Regions from separate parts of the Mus musculus genome. Here region 2 is linked to region 1. Evidence: chromatin loops called from intact Hi-C (ENCODE). Cell type or tissue: left cerebral cortex. All regions are shown on one strand. Links, peaks and the distances in the headings refer to the core of each region. The heading gives the core; the rest is flanking DNA.

The links. A loop is a pair of places that touch in the nucleus more often than their neighbours do. Peaks named below come from ENCODE experiments on the same cell type or tissue, not always from the same donor. Only the 100,000 strongest peaks of a DNase experiment are listed, where the experiment ranks them.
Region 2: it touches region 1 in a loop (6-fold over the local background); 3 of 42 quality-filtered maps call a loop at or near these places.

The regions. Positions count from the first base shown.
Region 1 is chr1:189,629,695-189,635,070 of GRCm38, reverse strand. No RefSeq gene overlaps it. Among named protein-coding and RNA genes, the nearest start is that of Gm30088, 13 kb to the right of the region's middle. In left cerebral cortex, for the core only: a CTCF peak has its summit at 4,471 (motif pointing right); DNase peaks (open chromatin) are centred at 1,041 and 2,611.
Region 2 is chr1:189,341,313-189,346,688 of GRCm38, reverse strand. Kcnk2 (potassium channel, subfamily K, member 2) reads left to right here and starts at 3,336. Exons shown (of 7, transcript NM_001159850.1): 1 at 3,336-3,646. The coding sequence starts at 3,601. It overlaps A430027H14Rik (RIKEN cDNA A430027H14 gene), which reads right to left and starts at 3,638. Exons shown (of 3, transcript NR_165462.1): 1 at 3,349-3,638; 2 at 2,584-2,730; 3 at 1,797-2,222. In left cerebral cortex, for the core only: no CTCF peak of the experiment used is centred there; DNase peaks (open chromatin) are centred at 3,268, 3,889, 4,048, 5,135 and 4 more places; H3K4me3 peaks cover 2,844 bases; H3K27ac peaks cover 2,895 bases.

The DNA.
Region 1 (5,376 bases), core at 143-5,142:
AGAGGAATGGATACAAAAAATGTGGTACATTTACACAATGGAGTACTACTCAGCTATTAAAAGGAATGAATTTATGAAATTCCTAGGCAAACAGAAACTCTTAAGGGAGGAGAGTTTAGTTTAACTCTAATTGAGGGGCTGCATTTCATGAGAGGAAAGACAAGGCAGCAGGGTCTTGAGATGAGATGGCTGCCAGTCTGTGCACACATGCAAATTCACCAATCAGGAGGGTGTCTGGTGCCCTGCGCTTTTACTCTGTGCCTTAGTCCCTTGCAATAGGGTGTCTTACTGAACATAGCGTTAGGGTGGTGACCGGCAAGCCCCAGTGACCCCTTGTCTCTGCCCCCACTACTCTGTGGATACAGATATGCTACCAAGCCCAGCTTTTTAATGTGGTGCCAAGGATTTGAACTCGGGTCCTCGTGCTCGAGCAGCAAGCATGCTTAACCACGGAGTCATTTCTCCACCCCTAACTTACAAAAACACTGAAGCTAGAATTGTTAGAAAAATCTCTTCTTCCAACATAATCTGTTAGAGTCAGATCAAATTCTGCTCTCCAAAAGTCAACTGGAAATCAGTCTGTAACCTCCTAAGTATGTACCTTGCAAAGAGGGGTAGTCACAGATTTGTGTATAGCATTCAATTATTGATCATACAAATGAGTCATGATCAATACTTTTTTTTTTCAGTTTTCGTTTGGCTCATTAAAAATGCCCAAAGAAAACAATTACAGCAATTTTACTTACAAATGAGTTGTACTCTTTACGTTCAAATATAAATTGATTGTTTTGGATGTAGACTAGATTCCCTTATAGAAATAACACTGCAGAGTGTACCTAAATTGAAGCAGAAAGCAAATTTAGCACAAAAACATGTCAAAATGGCAATTAGGTTTGTGGCAACTGTACAAACCTCCTTTCACAATTCTGCAGAAAACAGATTTTAAGAATGAGGCTGCCCAAGACTCGTATTGCTCTGTTCCCATCTTTTCTGCAGTGTGCCCCCACACTTCTCTCCCTCTCCTGACAGTTCACAGGAGTTACATAATGGTCTCATGGGATGCAGACTCATGTCTGCCACCTCAGCAGCTGCTTCCAGAGGGGAGTGGTGTCCTGAATGTGGGTTCTGACACTGTAGCCAAAAGCAGCCCTCGAATGCTGCCGTATCTGTGGGTGTGAAGCTGGTTTGTCCATGGAAGTGGTTTATCCTGTAGTGTGCTGCTGTTGCTGCTGCTGTTGCCGGCTCGTGAGTGTGTGTGTGTGTGTGTGTGTGTGTGTGTGTGTGTGTGTGTGTGTGTGTTTACAGCAGTGGCTTATCTATTGGCGTGATGCTGGTGTGTCTGCATGGACACAGAGGAGGAATATTCTGTTGGTGTTTTAGGAAATCACTGAGAGATAATCCCCCAAGACTTATGTTTTAGTTCACTTGTAGATTGAGTTTCAGCCTACAGAATCTCCACTAGCCCGGCAGACAAAGTTATTGTGTTTATTCTCCTGTCTCAGGAGTCTAATCAGTAAAATCACGTTTGTAGAGCCTGACCCTTGCCATTTCAAACGCTGTGTTTCATTTGTCTCCTGTGACCTGCTGTTCTGTTTGGTAGATTGTTTACTTAAGACAAAACAGAAAGTCTAGTCTTGTCTTCCAAACCCAAAACTCTTTCCCTTTTTGTAACATTGTGGCTATTAGGGATTGGACCTGGGAACTCAGGGAGACATTCTGCACTGAGCCGCATCCTCAGCCATTATGTTTAGCTTTAACTTTCTGGTTATTTGAAATGTGACTGCACTCTGTTATCTAGATTGGCCTGGAACTCGGTATGTAGCGCAGGATAGGCTCGGGCTCTTAGCAGTCGTCACGCTCCAGTGTCCTGACTTCTGGGATTACCATCATAAATCATATCTGGCCCAGAGCTCTTCACTATTTGCATATGTCACCCTGAAAGAGAGCAAAGGCCTGCTTATAATTAATAACCTACCTGCTCACCTGGCAAGTTCTCTTCTGTTAGGGATTTACCCAGTTTTGATAGAGTTGAAGATGAGGCATCTAGATTCCCAGCAAAACTGTCAGCGTGATGAGAATGGGGAATCTTAGCTCTGCTCTTTGGGTCTCTTTGGTTCTGCTTTGCGTGGGGTTGGAGATGATGGGTAGGTATCCACAGCCATAGGCTCTCCAGCAAAGCACTGGGACGCTCCCTAGCTGTCGGTGTGAACGGAACCTCTTGGAAGTACAGCTGTGTTACCTAGTGGAGTTTCTGCCTGCATCCCCACTGCCTCCTGCTAGACCTTGAACTCCCTGGGCAGCCCACATGTGGATGATTCCTCTTAGATAGCATCTGCCGGAAATAATGGTCATCTTTTTAGACTCAGGCCAGTTGGAGGTCGTGCTTGGATTGTTGTGTATAGCCCTATGTGGTAGAGTGACCTGGCAGTCAGTTGCCTGGGACGCACAGAGCGAAAGAGAAGTGGGTGGGGTGGGTGAAGAACATTTCATTCTAAAACACAACTCTGGGAAGAGAGAGAAACATCGGAGGTTGGATGTTCAACTTGAGATGCCCACACAGGCTCCGACCATATGGAAACAGCAGGTGTGCTTGAGCTTGCGTGTAGTCTGTCTTCAGAGTGCGGCTGCTCTTTCCAGAATTCAAAGCAAGCTCTCCCTGAGAAGTCTGACCGAAAATTACACCTACCAGTCTGTTGTTTTGAAAACCAGAAGCCCAAAGTTGCAACCTAATTCTTCTTCTAGCGCATGAAGTGAAATTAGACGATTTTCTCCTTTGAGTTGGCCATAAACTCTCAAGAAGAGAACATGTGGGTTTGGAAGTGTTTCGCTCTGATTTCCCAAATGCAGAGTGCATCATAGTCAGTGAGGAGATTAAGCCAAAATTAGCCACTTTAAAAAATCACCCACCCACCCCCCCCTTGAGAGAACAGCGTGGTTGCCATGGCAGAGATGGAGAGTCCCCGTCCACCTGTTGCTTCCACTCTCCTTGTCAGAGCAGACGGCTTTTATTCAGATGCTTGGCATCAATTAACTCAGGGAATGTGGACCCCTGGATAATTAACATAAGTCAATTATGGCAGTCTTTCTCTTGCAGTATTTGTTTATAATGACCATCCTGTAAAAACCAACTGGGACTTGCAAATGAGGTGTTTCCAGAGAGAACACCAGGTCTGACTGCGGGACAAGCCTATAAAACTCTCTCTCTCTCTCTCTCTCTCTCTCTCTCTCTGTCTGTATGTGTGTGCACGAGTGTGCATTCACATGTGTGCAGCATTCTTTGAGGTCAGAAGAGGGCATCAGGTCTATGGAGCTAGACCTCTAGGCAGTTGTGATCTCTTTTCCTTCCCCCAGCTCATTCTACCCTAAAACTATTTATAAAACCAATTTCCAAGAGCAAAATCTTTTGCTTCACTCACAGAGTTGCTGATAAAGAGCACAGGCTGTTTTCAGAGATTTCTTAGTCAGCACCTACCATCTCTACCGTCTCTTTGACTTTAGCCTCCTCAGAATAAGAGAACGCCTTGAAAGCCAACACTGCTCGCAGCTCTTTGAAGCCCTCAAGTCTCTCTAAGCAGCTCTGCCTGCTGGGTACAGGGAACGTGCCTACAACTTAATTTTAGGCTATGCATGAACTCAGTTCCTCAGAAGACTCCACAAAGAAAGTGCGTAATTACTGTGCTGCTGAGAGGGCTCAGCATCTAAAGGGGCCAGGCTTGGCCTGAGCTTCATCTCTGGGGCCCACAGGGTGGAAAGAGAGAACCGACTCATAGAAGTTGTCACATGACTTCCATGGGTACATGCCTGTGTCCCCCTCAAATACATGTAATTAAAAAACGTTAAATATTTAGTTTTTAATGCCTCTTAGTTTAAATCTTTAATGTAATTTATCACTCCACCCATTGTGATTTCCCCTAAATACTGTATTGTTTATTATTTATGTTGTCTTTATCACTGTGAGACTGACAAAATGGAGATCCTGAAGGAAAGATGGTTTTCTCTATACCACACACTATCTATCTCATCTAAAAGCTAGATCCTAGTCACCTCCTCAAACATCGAGTGGGCAGCCAGTGTGAGCAATCCCTTGCCTTGCTTCCCACCCCTAGATATGAACACTCATGGCACTGAGGGAATGACATGTTTGGGCCATATCAAGAGAATGAGGTCTCAAGTTCTAGGAAAATGGCTCCTCACTACCCTGCCTTAGCAGAGACAGCATGGAATGAAGTCAGTGGAGGAACTGTGTTGTTGATGGCTGACAACAAGATCACATGTGACGTCCGTGGGTCCGTGGATTACAGAGCCTCTCGGATTCTGTCCACAGGCTTTCTCTGAAGTCCAAGCCCATGCTGACTTAATCTCTGTACTTCAAGGCTTCTCATCTTGCTGCTCTCAAGTGTGCCAATGCGTCCTTTTTTTTTTTTTTTAAGATTTATTATATACACGTGACTACACTGTAGCTGTCCTCAGACACACCAGAAGAGGGCATCAGCTCCCATTTCAGATGATTGTGAACCACCATGTGGTTTCTGGGAATTCAAATCAGGACCTCTGGAAGAACAGTCAGTGCTCTTAACCGCTGAGCCATCTCTCCAGCCCCAGAAATGTGTTGAACAGCTTTTTGTTACTGTGATAAAACACCTGAGGAGATAACTTAGTGGAGAAGGCATGGATTTTGGTTCATGGTCTCAGAAGTTTTAATCTATTGTTTACCGGTGCCAATGCTTTGCGCTTGAGTTTAAGTGACAGCAGGCTGTATGTTGGACACCACTGCTTGCCGCATGGAGGCCAGCCAGCAGGGGGAAAGAGGTCGGAACTCTGCCTCCCTGGCACATGACAGAGGACCTCACTCTCCTCTGCTGGCTTCTTCCTCGTTGTCACAGTGGCCCATCAGTTTATGAAGGATTATTAGATCAGTCCATCAGTGGAGCCAGACTCCTCACAGCCAGCTCTTTCCTGCAGAGCAACCAACTGGCAACAGACTCTTCTTGGTTCGCAAATTCAGAGCCAAGCCCTAGCATGGAACCTGGACTTTAATGTCAAATAAAATTCCGTAGGTATAATCTGTCATAACACATGATCTCTCCCTTTCCATGGACATTCTGCTTGAATTATTAGTATTAATTAATAATTGATAATTGATGTTTACCAAACTTGTCAATGATCAAAGAACCAGATTGAAATCACAGGGCTAATATGTCCAAATAAGACCTTCATATTATTTAAGTAACAGTAAGGGAAGCCCTGCTGTCTTGCTTTGGAAACTGTTAAACAACTGACAGAAAAGCTGAGTTTTAGAGGGAAATTTAACTGAAGTGTTAGAAGGCCACACACTGTTGACAAACAAAGGCCGGGGACGAATTTGCACTGGTCACT
Region 2 (5,376 bases), core at 182-5,181, 290 kb after region 1:
TAGTTTAAGTGATACAGGATCTGGTCCTCCTCATATTTAAAACACCCCTATGCATGCCTTTATCATACAAAGTCCCTTAAAGAGGCAGGTGTGTTGAAGGAGGGACTGTGGAACTGCTATGGAAATGGGGGAAGAATCAGCGGTGCCTTGGGTACTCCCACAGTCCCTTCCGATTATGTGTGAAGATTAGCTTCTAGCTCCTCAGAGTAAATCTCATTGCTATTTGATGTGGCTTAGACTCTTTCCTTTCTGTCTGTGTTTCCTGTTTTAAGAGATATATTTTTAATGCAATGTGTGTGAGTGTTGGCCTGCATGTGTTTATGTGCACCAGGTTTGTGCAGCTCCCTTGGGGGTCAGAAGAGGGTGTCAGGAATCCTGGAACTGGAGTGACAGATGATTGGGAGCCACCATTTTGGTGCTGGGACCTGAACTTAGTCTGCTTCTAAACCAGCAAATGTTCTTAATGGATGATCCGGGTCTCCTGCTCCCAGGTCTCCACACAGCAACCAAAGCACCCTGTACACATAGGACATGAACAAGCTGACAGGGAGAATGGCAGCACAGTACTGGGATTGGTGGTGAGACTGAGAGTCTTCAAGTGTGGGTGGCACAGGGGCACGGGGCCACGGAGCCATGGAGCTGTGAAGCCATGAGGACATGGAGGCACAGAGGCATGGAGGGGCAGAGACATGGAACCACAGAGACATGGAGACATGGAGGGACAGAGGCTTGGAACCCTGGAGAGATGGAGGCATGGAGCCCTGGAGGGACGGATGCACAGAGGCATGGAGACACGAAGGCATGGAGGCATGGAGCTACGGAGCAATGGTGTACAGAAATACACAGGGGTACCAATCTCCTAGTGTACAGAGGTTTGTAACAAATTAGAGAAAGCAAAGAAAGGAAGGAGGGAAAGAAACTGAGTGAAAGGAAGGATAGTCTGGGGTCATTTCATCCTGGCAGCAAAATGGCATATAAGGAAACATGATTTCAAGTTGGAGAATTTGCCCCATTCCCTATATGAGTTGGGTGTCCTTGCTCAGAATTTTTTTTGGGGGGGGGGAGAGGAGAATGCTAATATTATCATTGTCAGCCCTCCTTGAACCTGGCCGCCTCCCTAGTCCTGGGTATTATAGGACCGTTGTCAGCTCTCCCAGAGCCCACAGGATAGTCTGTGACAAAGATGACACCAGGAAGAACAAGTGGTAAGATGCTGGACTAGGACTCTCCAGAAATCTCACCCAGCATGGAAGTTTTTGGCGAATGCTTGTCTGTAATGACAGGACTGCTGTGAAGACATTTTATCTGTGGAGTTAGCTCAAGATTACTCTAGACACGTAGGTGGGCGTCACCCACACGGGAGCCAGAGAGACTTCCTGGAGTCAATGAAATTGTACCTCAAGCTTCCAGTGGGCTGTAACTGCTCTGGGATTCCAGAGGGATTTGCAAGATTTAGGAGTTGTATGAGCCAAACCCCTAAAATCAATCCCCTGGGCAAGTACTTTTGCACACAGGAAGATTCTGTACACAGAATTCTACTGAAGTAATCCTTTAGTCCTATAAAGTAGGTGTGTGTGTGTGTGTGCATGTGCGTGTGCATGTGTGTGTGTTGGGAGAATCTGGCTGTTGGGCCCAGACAGGCCTGCAGTGAAATGAGCCAATGAGATGAAGCAACAGCATGACCTATGACCTAGAAGCTCTGGGAGGGTCTAAGTCTGGGAGTGAGATCAGACTCATATATTTTTAAATGACTTAAGTTACTTTTGAGACTAGGAGTCAAGAAAAACGTGCTTAAATTGGAGCAAGATGGATGCTTTATTTCATCAGACAGAACAGGTGCTGGGACTATTCTAGAGTCAGAAATAGAACAACAAGTACAAAAAAAAACCATCATTGATGTTGGAGAGTCTTGTAAACGACCTAAGAGGTTCACATTACAGCCAAGGCTGTGTCTGTGGCGTCCTTCAGATCCCTGGGAAAACACTGACTGTGTGCAAGGTGCTGGGGGCAGAAGGTGGAGGTCAGCTGGGAGTTCCTGCTGGCAAAGCTGGAGAGGGAGGGCCGGCAGTTTTAAAGTTCTTCCATGTTGAGTGAAGGCACCATCCAATCTCCTGCCCTTTCTAGGCCACTTCTGTTCCAAATCAGTTCTTGTCGCCAAGAGTGCAGCCAAGGTGTCTGGATAGAGTCGCCCAAGCTGGGGTTCTCCAAGTGCTGGGGAGGGGCTGGCCAACGAGTTCAGCCTGAGGGCTGGTGTCTTCCAGCCCCACAAAATCTGCCCACGCCCACAGCATTCAGCATCCTTAGCATCAGCCTTGGGATGGGATGGCAGGTTGTTCCAGAGAATGTAGTCTGTTTCCCTCCATCCTCCCCTGACTCAGTCATACAGTTCCTTTCGGATTCAGGAACTCCAGGCCCAAATCAAGCAGCCCTGAGAGTGCTGTGACTATTGCTTAACCCTTCCCCAGTGTAGCCTGGAACAGCTGGCACCATACTCTTGCAGTCCCCACTCTGAGGCTCACAAGGCAGCGGGATGGTATCTCTGTGCCACCCTGGTGGAGGGGCGCTAGCGAGGAAGATACTCACCTGTAGAGATCTGGGGTCTCTCTTGACACCCGGACTGGATTCGGGAAGGCATGGAAGACGCATGCATGACAGCTAGAGCAAGAGGTGGCAGGAGGACGCTGGGTGATGGGTGCAGGTGAGGCTCGAGCGGGAGGCAGGCCGAGGGCGCTGCGGGGAGGACGCATTGGCAGCTGGGGCGACGCGGACGCGCATAGGGCTGGGAGGGGTGTGCGGGGAGGCGAGCCCGGGCGGGGACACCGCAGGAGCAGGAGGAGGGAGTTCGGAAAGGAGGGAAGAGCGGCGAGGCGAGGGGAGAGTGGTGCTACGGGCCAGGCGGGCCACCCCGGGCCACACCCCCACCTTGCGGGCGCCCGGCGGGGCTCGAGCCAGGCGGGGCGCCTCACAAAGACATGCGGAGAGGGGCTGCACAGGGCCGCGGCACAAAGACACCCGGGTGCTCGGCCGCACGGGCTGCAGTGATCACCCCCTCGCTGAGCCCCGGGGCAGAGCCCAGCCGCCGGCCGAGCGCACGGAGCCAAGGGCCGAGCGCACCCAGGGCCCGCGCGGGACCCCAGGCGGCCACGCAATCGGGGTGACCCATCGCGCGCGGGGGCGTCGTCGTCCGATCCCAACTTGGCCTCGGCCTCGCCCTCTGCCCAGCCTGCCACCGCTGGTGTCCTCTCCTTCCGGCGATTTCGTTTCTTCTCACGCTCCCCCCTCTATACCCCTCCCGCCTCCAGCCCCGCTCTCCCCACCTTGTAAAACAAAGCCGGGGAAAATGCCTACCCGTGCAGCTCGGAGCGCGCAGCCCGTCTTGGAATAAGGAGTGAGTACAATGGCGTGTTGGTAAAAACAAAAAAGAAAAAAAAAAGAAAGAAAGAAAAAGAAAAGAGGAAAGAAAGAAAGAAAGAAAGAAGGAAAGAAGGAAAGAAAGAGAAAAGAAAAGAAAACAGAGAGAGAGAGAGAAAGAAAAGAAAAAAGCACCAAGTCTGTGTTAAAACAAACAAACAAACAAACATTTTGAATGCTGCATGCCTCATGCTTGCCAGCGCCTCGCGGGAGAGACCCGGCTATACTGCAGGAGGTGAGACCCTGGGCATCCATCCTGGCCCGCGCACGCTCTCCCGGGAGGGCAACGCAGGTCCCCTAGCTTCTCATCTTCCTCTCCATTCTGTGGGTTGGATGTGATTCGGGCTTGGTGACCTCAACCCCAGCACGCATACATTCCTGGCTCCGTCTTGCGCTTTTCCGCTGGTGCCTGGGGTTTTTGCGTTTGCCTCCCTCGGGTGTTGGTTTGGCGCAGCTTAAGACAGTTTCCAGAGAGGAGGGTCAGCCCTAGAGAGTAGCCCTCAAGCAGGTTGCACGGTGGCCCTGATCACACTTGTTGCCCATTGCATGGGGGACACGCAGTAGTGCTGGGGCAAACAATTAAAAGCTTGTTTCTGCTGCTGTTTTGGGGGTACTGGTGGCTGGCGGGCGGGAGAACCGATTATGGATGAGGACCAGAGACCAGGAGCTTAAAGAGGAGGACCATGGGGGAGGGGAGCGATAGTGATGGTGTGAAGGGTGTGTGGAAAGACCTGCCTCGCCTCTCACCGAACAGTAGAGGCTGGGAATCCAGTATCTAGATTAGATAGGGTTCAGGAAAGGCGCGCGCGCGGGGTGGGGGGGGGGGTGTTTTGTTTTTAAAATATTTATTCTGTATGCCACCAGATTCTATCCATTAAGTCTGCCAATTGTGCATTATCTGTTTCTGCTAATTAAATATAAGGACATAGCTTAAAAGAATTAAACTCCTTCAAGAAATTTATCAGCCCAACACACACACATACTTTGGTCACACACTGTGGTCATACATATACACACACACACTATGGTCTCTCACACACAGAAAGAGAATGGGGAGGGAGGGAGGAGGGAGGGAGGGAGGGAGGGAGGGAGGGAGGGAGGGAGAGAGAGAGAGAGAGAGAAAATAAAAGAATAAAATACATTACCATATCTGCCCTCTCTCCCCCCACCAAGTGCATCATGACAGTATCTTGGAGGAATTTCAGGCTGGGCTGGGTAACATTGGTGGTGGTTTCTAATTCTCTCTATGAAAAAGCTTTCTGAAAATCAGTACCTCTGGGGAGTGGGGGACCTTTGCTTAGAGAGGTGCTGTGGGGCTTCTTTGCTGTGATGGTTTGTTTTTGGGGGGTCTTTTGGTGTTTTGGGGGGCTCAATTTTATTTTATTTTAGTCAGAATCTGAGTCCTCATGAGGCTACAGGTGATGGTGATTTTTAACTGCTGTAAGCACTTCTAACAGCTCTTAAAAATCCAAACAGCCAACATCTGGCTGAGTGCTTATTTCAAGTGTCCTTGCCCTTGTCAATACAGCAAAAGTGCCTTGTTCTCTGTGGCTGTAATCAGAACAGGTGAATTGGCAGAAAGGGAGTCAGTCACGCTGGTAGGTGGTGGGCTGAGCCTCACTTAGGAAGTTGCTGCTGCAGCTGACCCTGGAGTCTCTATGCAGAGCACTGCTGCTGGGCTAGGTGGGGGCTGATTCCTCACGCCTGCTCTGATTTCATCATCTCTAAGTGAGGACTTCCCTCGATCTTGGCTGCTTGAGGAGGTCCCTTCATCTGCCTCCTTTGGACAACTCTCGTCCTGTAGCTCATCAACTAGCTGTTTGGAAAAGTGTCTTTCTGATGGGGAACTGGAGAACCTTAGGAACTCACACTGGCAGCACACAGTGCTAGGCAAGAGGGCAGGCTAGACAGCTGTGTGCAAATTCATGCTCTTTATGAGTGTCTTACCCTTGAGTAATTTCTGGA